Regions from separate parts of the Homo sapiens genome. Here region 1 is linked to region 2. Evidence: chromatin loops called from intact Hi-C (ENCODE). Cell type or tissue: psoas muscle. All regions are shown on one strand.

Region 1 (5,000 bases), 110 kb before region 2:
AGAAACTGTTTTGGGCCAGGGGTGGTGGCTCACACCTGTAATCCCAGCACTTTGGGAGGCTGAGGTGTGTGGATCACCTGAGGTCAGGAGTTCAAGACCAGCCTGGCCAACATGGTGAAACGCCGTCCCTACTAAAAATACAAAAAATTAGCCGGGTGTGGTGGCGCACGCCCGTAGTCCCAGCTACTAGGGAGGCTGAGGCATGACAATCACTTGAACCCGAGAGGCAGAGGTTGCAGTGAGCTGAGATAGCACCACTGCACTCCAGCCTGGGCGACAGAGTAAGACTTTGTCTAAAAGAAAAAAAAAAGAAAAAGAAAAAAACAACAACAAAACTGTTTTGGGCATATACAGAGCTGGCCCATTAAAAAAAAAAAAAGCCAATATTTATTTTAAGAATCTAAATATATGAATATACTAGAAACCAATTCAAATCTTTAGTGCTGCCACAATATTTCTCCTATTCCAACTAATGTAACAAAAAAGGGACAAGACTATGAAACTGCTGAGAGTCAGTATGTCAACATCTGAGATGACAGTTGCATGCAACAGACTAGACCAACAAGTTAGATGCCCTCCACCAGCTGTGTAAATGGATGGGAAACTTAATATGCTACACGACTTGTAGTTTAAAAGTAACATGGCATGCAGTTTAACGACCCACCTTATGGAACAATAAGAGAGAAAAAACGTTGGAATAATGAAAGGTAATTAAGGAAGACCAAATCTAACCTTATTCTTGAAGAATTATTACCTTCCCACTTTTCTGTTACTTTGAATAACATGACTACAACTGAAAAGTTCTCATTAAAATTTGATGCAGAGAGGAGAGAAAAGAGCAAAACAGATAAGCATGCCTCCTAAGAAAAATCTATCTCAAACCAACTCTGGTTTTAGTTAAAGAAAGGCTTATCAATTTCAAGTGTCCTATAGAAAAAACATGGTGGGATTCCTTAACAACATCACTTCCCATCACTCTCTCACTTCTAGGTTCCACCCCAAATGAAACTGGCATAATAAACTGCACTAATTAAATTTATTCCACTAAAGTTAAGGGAAATTCCCTTACAGGTAATGACCTCAATTTTCAGCATTATAAGAACACCCTAGTCCCAATGGGGATGGGTACCTTACCTCTGTAATCTGTAATGGTGGGCGCGGTCAACACAACAATGAAATGTGACGATGTGGGGAAGACAGGAGCAGGCAGCAACAACACAAAGTAACACATTCCACAATGTGAGTGAGAGATGGGACGGAAGGTGGGGGGAGAAACTTGAGTAAGTACAAATATTAACCAAGAATATTGACTAAACATAGGAATAAAATACCCAGACATGACAACAGTACCACTAAGAGTAATATATTAGTTGAAAGTATGTAGTTACATGCTTTAAATCCCTCTGCTGGTTTATGCTTCTCTTTGGCTCTTACTACTCCTTACTCAAGCATCTTAAACTATGAGTTAGCTGGTTGCTTAAGAAAACTAATGTGCTGTTGCTCTAAAGCAAAAAAGTAACAGGTTCAATAAGTACTTTTTTGAGGCAGTCACTGCTTTTGAATCTGCAAGGTAAATTTATCCAAAATCATCTGCTAAAGGATCATCACAACATAAAGTTTTCAGAGAAACCATCAACAGACAATATATACCAGCCAAGACTCATTTCACTCTCCTTAGAATGTCAGTATGCCAATGTTCCTTGGAATAAAAATGAAGATAGGCTAAGCTTTCTGTTCTATCTACCGATCACGTATTAACATGCTGCTCTGGACATTCCTGAGCACAGAGACATACCTGATACAGAGACCTCTTGTTTAGAACAGTAGACAATTCAAGGTTATGAGTGTCAGACACACACATACCTGTGTGGACTGGGACACGGCTTCATCCAGAGCCAGGGCTCGCTGGCGCACCTCCTCCTTTATTTGGGCATACATGTTTTCTGCTTTCTGGTATTTTTCTTCCACCATTTCCCCTTCCTCAGGGTTTAATTCCTTTAGTTGTGGGCCTATCTTTAGTAGTTTGTCAATATGAGGTTTGTGTTCAGCAATAGATTCCCTTAATTGCTAGGTAAAAAAAGAATTAAACCATAATGAGTACTTTTATACCAGTTTATGTATTTAGATACTTTGATCAGAGCTAATATCAACTTTAAGAGGAACAAACAAAATTGTTAAAAACCAGCAAGGCCCAGCATCTCACCATTTGTGTGGGAACAGAAAAACACCTAAGTCTTAGGTTCTGACATTACCCAATTTAATTTTTGAAAGTCAGTTCTGATGTCTCATCACCCTAGCAGCCTTCCTGGAAACATCCTCTCTTCTCTTCCCCTACCAGCTGTGTCATACAAGTCTACTCCACACTCTTCTGTAATCATAAGTACTTCTATGTACTCTATTTTACTCTACATGGTTTAATAATTGTCTACCTCCCCAGACTGAGATACCAAGCTGGATAAGCTATGAATAGCAACATTTTTGGCAATCCAACCACTCCTTGACTTTACTGCTGACTACGTCCAGTTTATACACTTCCACTTATAAGAATAGCAATAAGCACAAGCCATAAACCAGAAATAAACATTTTGAAGTGTCATTAACTATACAGAGCAAATGTTTTTTGACATTACCTCATGGCTTTCACTCCAGTTGGTGCCTAACTAAGTAGAAAGTACTGTCCAACCATACCTTGAGTGTAACAACACCCTATTATCCCCGGAAATATTTTAAATTCCATTGATTTTTAGTGAGTTCTTTCTTTAGTTCTGTCATTCTAAGGTTCTCGACATCTCTATAATCTTAGTGTTTAATCAATTGATATTAAACAACCAAGGAAATAATTCAGATTATGTATTATGAAAGGAATTCTAACTGATTAAGAATTAACTTCGTAACACAGAACTTGCACCTATAGACACTAACAAATGTTGTTTTTAAATAAATTATAGAGACCATTTTAGAACAATAAAATGAAACTTGGCATGCTCCTTACCCTCATTTCCTCTTGTTGCTGCCTGAGCTGCTCATGATCAATGGCTGGAGAGGGTAACTGTGCTATTAGTGCCCGAGTTTCCTCAATCCAGGGGCTGAGCTCTTCATAAGTTTCCCAAAACTGGTTTACTAAGACCTGGGCCCGCTCTAGGCGGGCATAACGCTCTGAATTGAGTAGGCTAATGGCTTCATATTGCTGTATTAGAGACTCTGTCTTTTCCTATGTGAGCAAAAAAAAAAAAAAAAAGGATAAGTATTACTATTATAAACTCTTAAGAAAAAAAGTAGGTATATATACATTAAAAAGTCTAAAAGAATACATAACTAAATTATTTTAAAATATCAGTAAAGATTACAAGTGATTTTTATTTTCTTCTTCATACTTATCTGAAATTTTCTAATTTTCCTATCATACATATATTTTATTTCTATAATTTTTAAAAGATAAAAGTTTAAAAAGCAGTAAAATAGTATAAGAAAAACACAGCAAAATTAACCTTTCAGTAATGATACACAACCTTAGATATAGCATTATTATTATTATATATGTTTTTGAGACAGAGTCTCACTCTGTCACCTAGGCTGGAGTGCACTGGCGCGATCTCAGCTCACTGTAACCTCCGCCTCCTGGGTTCAAGGGATTCTCCTGCCTCAGCTTCCCAAGTAGCTGGGATTACAGGTTCCCACTGCCACATCCAGCTAATTTTTGTATTTTTAGTAGAGACAGGGTTTCTCCATGTTGGCCAGGCTGGTCTCGAACTCCTGACCTCAGGTAATCTGCCCACCTTGGCCTCCCAATGTGCTGGGATTACAGGCGTGAGCCACCGTGCCTGGCCAATATACCATTATAATGGATCAGTTTAAAACTGAACATCTAAGGGGCTACGATGGAATCTTTGCCTATCAAGTTTTGCCTGTCATTTTTCTTCTGATTAAAAAAAAGTCTCCAGAAACCTGCCATTTATGCTTCAAATGTTTAGGATGAGTAGCTCAGTCAGTTTATGAATATTTCTGAGGAAACTGTGCTTAAACATATCCTTTATGAAACAAAACAAAACGAAATGAAAAAACTTGTCTACAAACCATCTTGACCAATCCTTTTAAAACTAGGTACGACCTTTTAGAAGGATATAATGAAGGAATTAATATCTGCATATGGTTCTGAAAAAAATCTACCATAAATACCTTGAAAAGTAACTCAAAGCTTGCTCCCTGTGGAGTGAGGATAAGTAGCAATTCCCCTGTTATAAAGAAGATGGATTTGCAATATATTTCACATTATATAGGATGGCTGTTTTAAACATTTGTGGACACAGGGTTAAGATTCTGAATTCCCCAGAACATCAAGCTGGACTTTAATAACAATCATAAGAAAAGTCCAGGAGGGAAAAAGCCTTAAACCATCATTTCACAATTGTGCTTCTAATTCACCATGATAAAAACAGGAACAATATGGCAAATAAATAAATGTAATTCACCTGTAATACAGTTTTTTGCTCCTCCCCACATGTGCCAAAGATTTCACTACGGTGACTGAAGAGTTCATCCATTGAATCTTTGTGTCGAATAATGTCAATGGAGAAAGCCTTTGAAAAGTAAACTGTAGTTAAGAAGTAAAAAGACCCTTTTCCTGTTATTACTAAAGGTTAAGACAAAATCTATGAAAAAGCCACATCAAAAATTGTTCTTATACAGTTTGACACTTTGCCTATCCAACATCTTCTCTAGCTTATCTTTTTAGTAGCTTACAAAAATTTCTATCAAGGAAATTGCTAATTATGGATTAATGGGCCTATTTTTCCTTTCTCACAAAGCAAAAAAAAAAATTCTTCCTCATCTCAACCAAATACATAGAAAATTAATTTCTATTTACCATCATGCCACTAAATTATTCCACTTGACATGGGATAGTCAGAAACTCTCCTAGTCACTCTAAGTTACTGATGATTCTATTAGCTCAGGAAAGAGTGGGCACGTACCTTCTGTACCTGAAGCTGAGCTGTGGTCTG
Region 2 (5,000 bases):
TTCAGTTTTATCTTTCTTTACTCCTTCTATACCTATTTTCTTTTTAAAATAAAATATTTTAAACAGGCAGAAGAATGTAACACATTCTTATTTACCTGTTGTCTAGCTATCCAGCTTTCATTTCACAATTTACTATTTTACATATTTGCTTTAGGGCCTTTTCTTTTTCTTCTCTCTTTTTTTTTTTTTTTTTTTTTGAGATGGAGTCTCGCTCTGTCACCCAGGTTGAAGTGCAGTGGTGCGATCTTGGCTTACTGCAACCTCCACTTCCCAGGTTCAAGTGATTCTCCTGCCTCAGCCTCCCGAGTAGCTGGGATTACACGTGCCCGCCACCACACCCAGCTAATTTTTGTAATTTTAGTACAAACTGGGTTTCACCATGCTGGCCAGGCTGGTCTCGAACTCCTGACCTCAGGTGATTTGCCCGCCTCAGCCTCCCAAAGTACTGGGATTATAGGCGTGAGCCACCGCACCTGGCCGCTTTAGACCCTTTCTTAGAAATAAGACATTACAGATATAATTAAAGCCCACTGTATATTTGTCACCAAGTCCATTCCTTTCCCTTTCTTCCCAAAGGTAACCACCTCTTGAATCTGATGAATCCCGCAACTTTCTTTTTTCATTCCACATTATGTTTCTGAGAATGAACTCTGTTGATTCAAATGGGATCTATCCATCAACTCATGGATATGTCCTAAGCCTTCCTTAATGCCTCCATTTCCTCTTATTCTATCAGTCCTCTCTATTAAGTTTCTTTTCTTCAGAGGCCAGACCCCACAATCCATATTCTTGATCAGTTCCTTACCATTATCCTTGCACTCTCCACTCGCTAACCTGATAAAAGCCCAACCCCAAATCAATCAAACCACCAGTCTCTTCTGCTCCTACACTAAGGCTGCTAGGTAAATCCAGTTAGAGAAAAAAAAATTCCACAACCACATAGACAGAGCCCACTGGTTTCCAATCTCAACTGGGTCACAATACTTCCTGACAATCCTCTTGTAAATTCCCAGCCAAGTCCCTCTTCCTTTCTCCTCGGCACCATCCTTTCAACAAACCTCTCCACCTATTTCAAAGAGAAAATACAGACCACTGGGCACTAATTCTCTTACTTTCTGGCTTCGGTCCTAACAAATTTACCTCTATCCATACCTTTCTTAATCTCCTTTCCCTCATCTCCACCTCAGAAAAAAGGTGGTCCCAATTTCCTGTTTAAGGTTGTACTTTCTAACTATCAATGAGTTTCCTCCTCTTGCATGTCCACTGGGACCTTTCTCTAATTATCTCCTCCCCTTTGTCCTTGAGACTTACTCGAAAACATAGTTAAGTCCATTGTATCTTTTAAGAAAACAAAACCCTTCTTGACCATATATTTCATTTTTAAATATTGACTCTATTATATTTTTTGCTCCTATGTCCTGGCTTCTTGAAAGAGCAGTTCTGTTTCGCCTTGCTTGCCTCCAATGTGCTCCTCACCATACTAAATCTGACCTCATCCCACAACTTGTCACCAGAGGCACCAAAGACTTCTAACTTGCCAAATGTAACAGATATTTCTCAACTTTTCTTGACTTCTGAACTTCTCTCCTTTTTGGAACTCTGTTCTTTCTTGGGTTCTGAGTTATCACTCATAATTTTCCTTTTCCTTCTCTGAGGCTTCCTTAACAGGCTGAGAAGCCCCAAAAAGCCCTTTTGAGTAATCTACCCACATGGTTTCTAATACACTGATAATTCAAATCTCTGTCACTTTATGCGATAATTTTCATGTGTAACCACACCCATAGATTCATTATCCTTAACATCTCTTGAATATTAGTCTCTTTGTTTCCATTCCTCGTCATTTCTTGTCTACATTATCAGAATAGCCTCTTAACAGGCCTCTCAGCCTCTATTCTCACCACATGTCAATCCTTTCTTCATATAACTGTTCTAGCAACCTTTAAAAGTAAAACACAATCACATTTAAAATCTCTTCCCATAGCCAACAAATTAAATGCAAACTCCTCCGTATGAACTACAGGGTCCCCATAATCTGGCTCTTGCTGCTCTGAATTCTCCATTCTGAAATCTCATTATGGCTGTAAGTTTTAGACTGATAGACCAGGTGCCCCAGATGTGCCATAATCTCTCATTTAATACTCACTTATGACCATGCTTGGCCAAGAAGATCTGTGATGTTTTAATAGCTTCAGAGACTTGTTCTTTCTTTGTTGTCAGCTCTTCTGACAGAACCTACATGGTAGAAATAAAGAGAAAAAGCTTCAAAACCCAAGAATTAAGAGTCAAAAATTATTTAAAATTATTTTTTTAAATCCTAGAGAAAATATGCAGCTTAGGTCAAATTATTATCACCAATGAGCTACAGCTGATAAAAAGGTACAAGAACAAACAAGATGGCTTCTTAAGTTTCTTTAACATTTACTCAGGTAGCAATCACTTCTGGAATGGCCCACATGTGACTTCTACTATTCCACCTAATGTATTATCACATATTATTCTACCCAGGTAAACAGAGATGGACCTTCTTCTCACCTGCTGTTCCAAAATAGCTTTTTCAATGTCTGTTGATTCTTTGGTCTCGGATGAGGTAGCTTTTCCTTGTGTATTCCTCGCTAGGGTAGACACCCAGCCCAAAAGTTCTTTAACCTTCTCCACATGTTCTTGTTTCTCCTCTTCTACCACTTTCTAGAATAGGAAATAGAAAATCAATATGCTAGCAATGTCTTTTATTAGGCTGGCACGACTTCAGATTTTCTTAAATGAAGTCTTCCTAAAAACAGATACAGTTACCTAAATAAGTGGGCTGTGAAAATAACCCCAAGTATAATTTAGCCCAGCCTACAGTATTGCTCACAGGTGTTTGTGAGCTAAATTTATTATACCTAGGTTTAATACCTTTCTGAAAAATACAAACCACTGTTTTATATATAATAGGCACTCAATAATTATTTGATGCTTTTTAAAAAAATCTCTTCACATATAGCATCTTACTCATTTTCATAATTCTTAGGTTTACAGGTGAATCTGTAAGAAGAGAAGAGACTGAAGCCTACTGAGATTACATTATGTAGGTATGGATATAAAGAAAGTCTTGCTAATTTAAAAAGCAAAAGATGGTATGGTTAATGTTTTAACAGCTTTTTTTTTATAAGAGAGGCTGAATATGCAGAAACTTATTTTACAAAGACAGAAGATTTTTACAGTTACAAACAGATGACATGCTCATTACAATAAATTCAAACAAGTCTAAAATACATAATTATGTAAGTTAACGTTATTTCCCCAGAAATTTGGTATAGGTGCCTATAAACTTCTTTCTATGCCATGTCTTTGTAGTACACAGTTTTGTTTTTAATGAAATCATAATTATACATAGTATTCTAACTTCCTTGTCTCTCAAATAAAATATATATTATATAATAATTTAATTATATGTTACATATATAGCATATATTTTGCTGGTTTAAAAAATTTTTTTAATTTTTGTGGGTACATAGTAGGTGTATATATTTACGGGGTATGTGGGATATTTTGGGCTTTTTTTTGAGACAGCCTATTGCCCAGGCTGGAGTGCAGTGGCACAATCATGGTCACTGCAGCCTCAACTTCCCAGGCCCAAGTGATCCTTCCACCTCAGCCTCCCAAGTAACTGGGACCACAGGTGTGTGCCACCATGCCCAGCTAATTTTTAAATATTTTTTGTAGAGAGGGGATTTCCCTATGTCACCCATGCTGGATTCAAACTCCTAGACTCAAGTAATCCTCCCAACTCAGCCACCTGGGTACCAGAGACTACAGGCACACACCACCGTGCTGGCTAAGATGTTTTACTGTACTTTCAAGATGACTTTGGACCCAACTGTCCTCACCTCCTCCTCCTCCAGACGCCGGAGTGCATCACTGATGTATTTCACGTGCTGAGTTGTTAAAGTCACCAATGCCGTGTAGCGAGTCCTTAAGTCCATGAACTGTGGTTCAAAAGAACAATTTAAATAAATCGTCTGCCAGAAAATGAAATTTAAATAGTTCAAAATAAGAGGAAATGTTCATGCAGTCACATGTTCACCAGAAAAGTGAGCCCTAAATCAAAATGTAAGGCCCAGGCAAATGAATCTTTCCTTAAGGGAAGACAGTGGTGTATTTCCTTCCCCCACCCTCTCACCTCTTGAGTGATGGCATCTGAAGAGGAAAGCATGCGACGGCGCTTGCCAGGGGATTTCTGCTGCGATTCCACAAAGGCCTTGTATGTCATCAGTTGCAATTCATAGTCCTAGGAAAGGATGAATTTCGCTACAGTTACTCAGGGTTTTATAATTCACATACATCATGTAATAAATCATAGCTTTTTATTGCTGGAAGCGTTTTGGTGACCACTCATGCTGGAGGTTAGCAAACTTTTCCTGTAAAAGGCCAGACAGAAAATATCAGGCCATACTATCTCTCTCATTATAAGTGAAAGCAGCCATAGGCAATATATAGATGAAAGGGTGTGGTTGTTAGAATAAAACTTTATTTATGAACACTAAAAACTGAAGTTCATATTATTTTCACATCATAAAATATTATTCTTTTGATTTTCTTTTCAACCTTTTCTCATGGGCCATACAAAAACAGGTGTGTGGACAAGATTTGGCCTGTGGGTCATAGTTTGCTCACGCCTTAGTTGCAGTCTGACCAACCCTTTCATCTCACCTGTGGGGAAAGTGAAACCCAGAGAGGGGATGTGAATTTCCCTAATTAACTAAGTGGGTAAGTGTTAACAGAGTTAGGATTAGAATCTTAGATTTCTAATCCCTGAACCAGTATTCTCATTTTACCATACTATTCTGCCACTTCCTCTGCAACCCTGCAAGTTCTGCTCTAGTCCACTCTCTTCTTCTCTCACATGAAGTAGCCTTATAAGTGCGGTAGCCTCTTAGGTACTTTCACTGCTTCTAGTCTAATCTCAATTTATTCTCTATTGTTCCACCAGAATACTTTTTCTAAAACCCAAAGATGAC

The links. Peaks named below come from ENCODE experiments on the same cell type or tissue, not always from the same donor. Only the 100,000 strongest peaks of a DNase experiment are listed, where the experiment ranks them.
Region 1: it touches region 2 in a loop (1.9-fold over the local background); 14 of 110 quality-filtered maps call a loop at or near these places.

What each region holds. Positions count from the first base shown.
Region 1 is chr1:39,432,625-39,437,624 of GRCh38, reverse strand. MACF1 (microtubule actin crosslinking factor 1) reads right to left here. Exons shown (of 101, transcript NM_001394062.1): 67 at 4,971-5,000; 68 at 4,470-4,577; 69 at 2,993-3,211; 70 at 1,864-2,067. Among named protein-coding and RNA genes, the nearest start is that of BMP8A, 57 kb to the left of the region's middle. In psoas muscle, no CTCF peak of the experiment used is centred here; no DNase peak of the experiment used is centred here; H3K27ac peaks cover 482 bases.
Region 2 is chr1:39,321,878-39,326,877 of GRCh38, reverse strand. It overlaps MACF1 (microtubule actin crosslinking factor 1), which reads right to left. Exons shown (of 101, transcript NM_001394062.1): 32 at 4,163-4,270; 33 at 3,870-3,968; 34 at 2,533-2,685; 35 at 2,144-2,232. Among named protein-coding and RNA genes, the nearest start is that of MACF1, 120 kb to the right of the region's middle. RefSeq lists an enhancer at 4,764-4,953. In psoas muscle, no CTCF peak of the experiment used is centred here; no DNase peak of the experiment used is centred here.